Linked DNA regions of Homo sapiens: region 2 is linked to region 1. The links are chromatin loops, found by intact Hi-C in ENCODE. Cell type or tissue: endothelial cell of umbilical vein. All regions are shown on one strand. Region 1 overlaps IQCJ-SCHIP1 (IQCJ-SCHIP1 readthrough). Region 2 overlaps IQCJ-SCHIP1 (IQCJ-SCHIP1 readthrough).

Evidence for each region. Peaks named below come from ENCODE experiments on the same cell type or tissue, not always from the same donor. Only the 100,000 strongest peaks of a DNase experiment are listed, where the experiment ranks them.
Region 2: a loop joins it to region 1, with 3 times the contacts of the local background. A loop is called at or near these places in 4 of 110 quality-filtered maps.

The regions. Positions count from the first base shown.
Region 1 is chr3:159,804,141-159,806,640 of GRCh38, forward strand. The region is part of intron 4 of IQCJ-SCHIP1 (IQCJ-SCHIP1 readthrough); the gene reads left to right. The region is part of intron 2 of SCHIP1 (schwannomin interacting protein 1); the gene reads left to right. It overlaps LOC101928351 (a long non-coding RNA gene), which reads right to left. Exons shown (of 4, transcript XR_007096144.1): 2 at 571-788. Among named protein-coding and RNA genes, the nearest start is that of IQCJ-SCHIP1-AS1, 37 kb to the left of the region's middle. In endothelial cell of umbilical vein, a CTCF peak has its summit at 1,210 (motif pointing left); a DNase peak (open chromatin) is centred at 1,161; H3K27ac peaks cover 251 bases.
Region 2 is chr3:159,456,740-159,459,239 of GRCh38, forward strand. The region is part of intron 4 of IQCJ-SCHIP1 (IQCJ-SCHIP1 readthrough); the gene reads left to right. All of the region lies in intron 1 of SCHIP1 (schwannomin interacting protein 1), which reads left to right. Among named protein-coding and RNA genes, the nearest start is that of MIR3919, 180 kb to the left of the region's middle. In endothelial cell of umbilical vein, no CTCF peak of the experiment used is centred here; a DNase peak (open chromatin) is centred at 1,482.

The DNA.
Region 1 (2,500 bases):
CCCTCTCAGTGATTCTTTACTGAGTTAGAGGTAAAACCCCACAATGAACTATAGGAAATCCCACTCTTTTAGAGCTCTGAGTATTTAGAGACTGATTTGGGCTGAGCAGGTGAGGGAGATTGGTAGCAGAGAGCTGGAACTGGAGGCCTGTTCTCTCTGTCAGTTCATTACTTTCAAAGGTCTGTTGCAGGGAGCCTCCTTGTCCTCCCAGTGTAAGGAAATATAATTGTGATCAATACATTTCCAAAAAATATATCTCCACTGCTAAGGACATGGTAAGGAAATGGAACAAATTAATAAAAAGGGCTTCTCAGCCAACTGGAAAAGAGGCAGGCCATGAGTATACAATGTCTTCCTCAGTTTTTCTTCCCCAGTTAAGCATTCTGGGTCCCCTCCCTCTCATTTATTTGCTGCTGTGATGTCTGCAGGGTAGGGTGAGCTGGCATAAAGTTTATTAAATAGTAGCTTGCAGATCACTTGCTACCACATTTTCCAAAGCTTGCCTTTGTCCCCTCGGTGTATACTTGAGATGCCTTCAGTCAGATGAAAATCATGGAAAACCAAACTAACCTGGCTTCACAGTGATGAGATTGGTTGGCTCCTGGTTAGGAAAGGCTTCAGAATGTGTTTGTTTCATTGGCCCAATGGGGCATCACCAGGAATGCTGTTATTTTTTTTCTTTAAACTTCTCTGCTCTGTTTTTTGCCGTCAGTTTCATTTACAGCTATCCTCCCACACCTTCCGGTTGCCAAATGATTTTCCTTTCCTTTGAGTTTATTCATCACTGTCTAGGGAGAGGGAGAAAAAGAAATGGTCACTTCCAAGAACTCTCTCAAAAGAGCCAGGAACTATTTTCCCAGTCATCCTCAGCAGATTTCTCCTCAATCTCATTGGCCCAAATAGGGTGTGGTGTTTATCCTTGAACCCGTAAGTGGAGCCAGGGGATGGGATAATGAGCCACAAGCCCTACCACCTGATCAACTTCCCCCAAGCACCTGGGCTTTGCAGGAGGAATTGAAGGTGCTCAAATAAAAGTTAAGGTAGTTACTAAAAGAAGGAGAGTGGTGTTGGAAGAGCAACTACAGTGCCTATTAGACTCCTGCTGTTCTGAGAATCAGCTCCAACCCACTCCTAGCAGCACCCAAGGAACTGGGGCTCCTAGCCTGACTCACAACTCTTGGAAGCTGCTGACCCCTAGTGTCTGAGGAAAGCATCGGCTCTAGAATCCAGAGGCATGGGTTTACCTCTCATGAGAATCACAGCGGCTGTGACACACTCACACACACAAGGAGGTTGTAAGCAAATTAAAACCTTTAGAAGTACTTTAATGAGTAAGTGAGTTTAATTGAAAGTCTTCCAAAGACACTGTAAGACTTAGGCCTCCCTCACCTTGCTGATCAGCAACCTCAGAACACTCTCTGTAGTCCTTTTCACACCTGTAAATTGTCATCCACAGTGTGTCTTTCTCTCTAGACAGAGGGTGTGCTTTTTGAGGGTGGGGCCTAAGTGCAAAACACCCAGCTCCTCACCTTGAACTCCTGCATGCTTAGTAAACACTTGTATGAGTAAACGAAAGACCCAACTGTTGTTCAGCTCTCCTTTCCTCTCCCCTTCCATAGCCATGGCTTTCTCTTATAAATATCAGCTCTACCAGCTTAATTGTACTCCTTTTTTTTTTTTTTTTTTGAGAGGGAGTCTCGCTCTGTCACCCAGGCTGGAATGCAGTGGAGCGATCTCGGCTCACTGCAACCTCCGCCTCCCAGGTTCGAGCAATTCTCCTGCCTCAGCGTCCCGAGTAGCTGGGACTAGAGGTGCCTGCCACCCACACCCAGCTAATTTTTGTATTTTTAGTACAGATGGAGTTTCACCAAGTTGGCCAGGCTAGTGTCAAACTCCTGACCTCAGGTGATCCACCCGCCTCGGCCTCCCAAAGTACTGGATTACAGGCGTGAGCCACCGCGCCTGGCCAATTGTATTCCTAATAGGACAACTAAGCAATCAATTGTGTTTTGAAGCTGCATGTTATACGAATGGGAAAATATTCCAACAACCCCAAATACACATCTAAGCAGCTGCTTTTGTGTTGTGGAATACCCACTATCTGGTCAGTAGAGAAAGCAGAATTTTTTATTATAAGCAGATCAACATTGCTACTGTGAATTCTTTGAGCAGTAGGCAAAGCTGTGTTAGAATGGGTTCTTCTTTGGTCTGTATGTGGCAGGTAACAGGACTTCTCCTGTGCTTCATGATTTGGGTTAGGAAGAGAGAGGAAAGGCAACAACATGGTAATTATAATATAGAATGACTCAAGACAAGAAAGAATAGGTTTTTGTTTTGTTTTGCTCTTAATTGACTTGTAATTCAAGCGTGAAATGTGGCAGCTTTCAGGATTGGAGAAACTTTGCACAAACCCAATATTAGAAGTTAACTGCCATTAGCTGTGGAGGGCACCAAAGGACAGAGAGGATTTCTCAATCTGGGAGCTGAAGGCGAGTTCTGG
Region 2 (2,500 bases), 350 kb before region 1:
TTTTTCTTCCCAAACCTCTTGGTCACCCTGACCTGACTTTAGAAGTATCAAAGAGTGAGAAAGTCACATGTAGTCACATACACACATCATAAATAAGTGTGTATCCTCATAAAAATATGCAGAAAATTTTAAAGATCATGATTTTTAATAAAGGATTTTATAGAAGCACACAATATCAGGAAGGGTTGTTAAAAACATAACATTGTGTTCACATGGTGTGTATTTATCAAATTAAGTTTATCTAATTAGCGTGGCAAAATAAAACCCTTACTATAATTATAATTTGGAATTTTTGTACTATAAGAATTTTTTTCTCAAATTACAAAAGCTTGCATATGCCATTTGTCTCTGTAAAAATTAAATATATTCATTTATACGTGGTATTTTAAAAATGAGAGATAGTGAGAAATTCTGGATGTGTTTACTGATGACCATGCCTATAATTAGCTCCAACTTCCTCATTTAAAAAGGAGATTTCCAAGAATAATAGCTCATCTAATTGAAGATCATTATAAACAAATTAGGATGTAATTGTGAGTTGTGCTAATGATGCATGTTAAATGTATAAAGTGATATCCTGGTGTAGAATTATGGTGAATATGTTTGTCCTTACCATTCTTTGTAATTATCATTTCTGTTATGCTTGTGCTGTTTCTGTTTTTTTTTTTTATGTGTATAACATTTTGGAAGTAGGGAAGTTGCAAAATTGGTGCTGTGCTTTGGGACAATTCATTTACTGAGCAGGTATGAGTTGGATTGGAGGAGCAAGAGAAGTCCTTGATGAAGGGAAGGGAGGAAGCTATAAAGAGAATGTTTAGTTTTATTAATATCTGATTTAAAATATCATGTATTAGATGTTGATTCAACAGAGTTATATCATTCAGGAAAATATGACATATCAAAGAGAAATATATACAGTAGTCTTCCCTTATCCTCAGAGGATATGTTCCAAGACCCCCAGTGGCTGACTGAAGCTGTGAATAGTACTGAACCCCGTATATACTATGTTATTTCATATACATACATTCCTATGATAAAGTTGAATTTAGAAATTAGGCACAGTAAGAGATTAACAATAAAATAGAATAATTATAACAATATATGTAATAAAAATTATGTAAATGTGCCCCCCAAAATATCTTACCCTTCTCTACTCATGCAGTTTTGGGCTTTAGTTGACTGCAGGTAACTGGAATTATGGAAGGCAAAACCACAGATAAAGGAGCACTACTGTATTTTTAAAGAATGTTGGCAAAAATATATTAAACCTCAAAACTGGCTTAGCAATTAATAAAACTTTTGAGAATGTCTTCTGTGCAAGGAATTTTAAGCATTTTATCATGCACATACTTGCAAAGTGATGCAGAGCTCTGAGGAAATAATCCAAAAGAAACTTTAAACATAATTGTAATATGAAATCACCATGAGTTATCTTCATGCAAATGTGTCTGGGTGACTCATGGCACTGATCCAATGACAACCCTTCTGTCCTCCCCAGTAGTTGTCCTTTCTCAGGAACAGGTGACCACGCCTGCCTAACCACATACATCCCTCTCCTGAGAAAAGTCCACTCTCCAGGACCTCACTCTAGCTGCTGAGGGCACTCCCTGGAGGATGTGTTTAACTACATCTCCCAAAAGACAAACTGCAAGCCCAGGAGGGCGATCTCAGCAGGCAAAGTATTCAGGACACAAGAGTGGCCTCTGAGCTTCTTTTCTTCTTTGGCTCCTGGAAACTAAGAACAAGGGAAGAAGTGGACTCAGCATGGGCAATTTTTAAAAGTTACACAGTTAGTTCAGCCTCACAACAGATGAACTGACTTTTCTTTTTTTTTTTTTTAAAGGAGTTAATGGTTTGGGCTGGTTGTAATAGCTCCTTGTAATAGATAGTAAAGAGTTTTCTGGATTGAAGCCAAACTTACCTTCAGTGAAAAACACATGAAGGTAATTGCTTAGAGAACTTGCACACTGAAGAGAAGAACAGTTCATGACATTTTAACACAATAAATGATGGGGAAATCCCATTAGGGAATTAATCTTTTATCCATGGAGCTAGAAAGTTAAAAGAGAGAAAACTAAAAGTATTCTTTTATCTGCTTTAAAGTGAAAAAACAAAATCCTAAGGGAGCTACATATTTGCTAGAAAGTACAGGGACTTTCCTGAGCTTGTGCTCTGATGAAATAAGGGGTTTTATTCTTAATGCAGTTTAACATGCATCTTCATGTGGACTTGTTTTCACTGAATACCTTTATGCTATTTCTGTAAGTATATTATTCTTCATTGTTCTAAACTTTGGCATCAAAAATTACATGTATATTTGATGATTCAAAGAAGATAATTATAAGTTTCTCTTCTCTCTTTTTGATTATGCAATATATAATGAGGGCACATTTACTCTCTCTGCATACTCGGCACTCAATCATGTTTGCTGTTCACTCACATTCTTCACTTTCTTAGAAGTCCTCATGCTCCGACTGCTGCTATCCCAGGTATGGTCTCC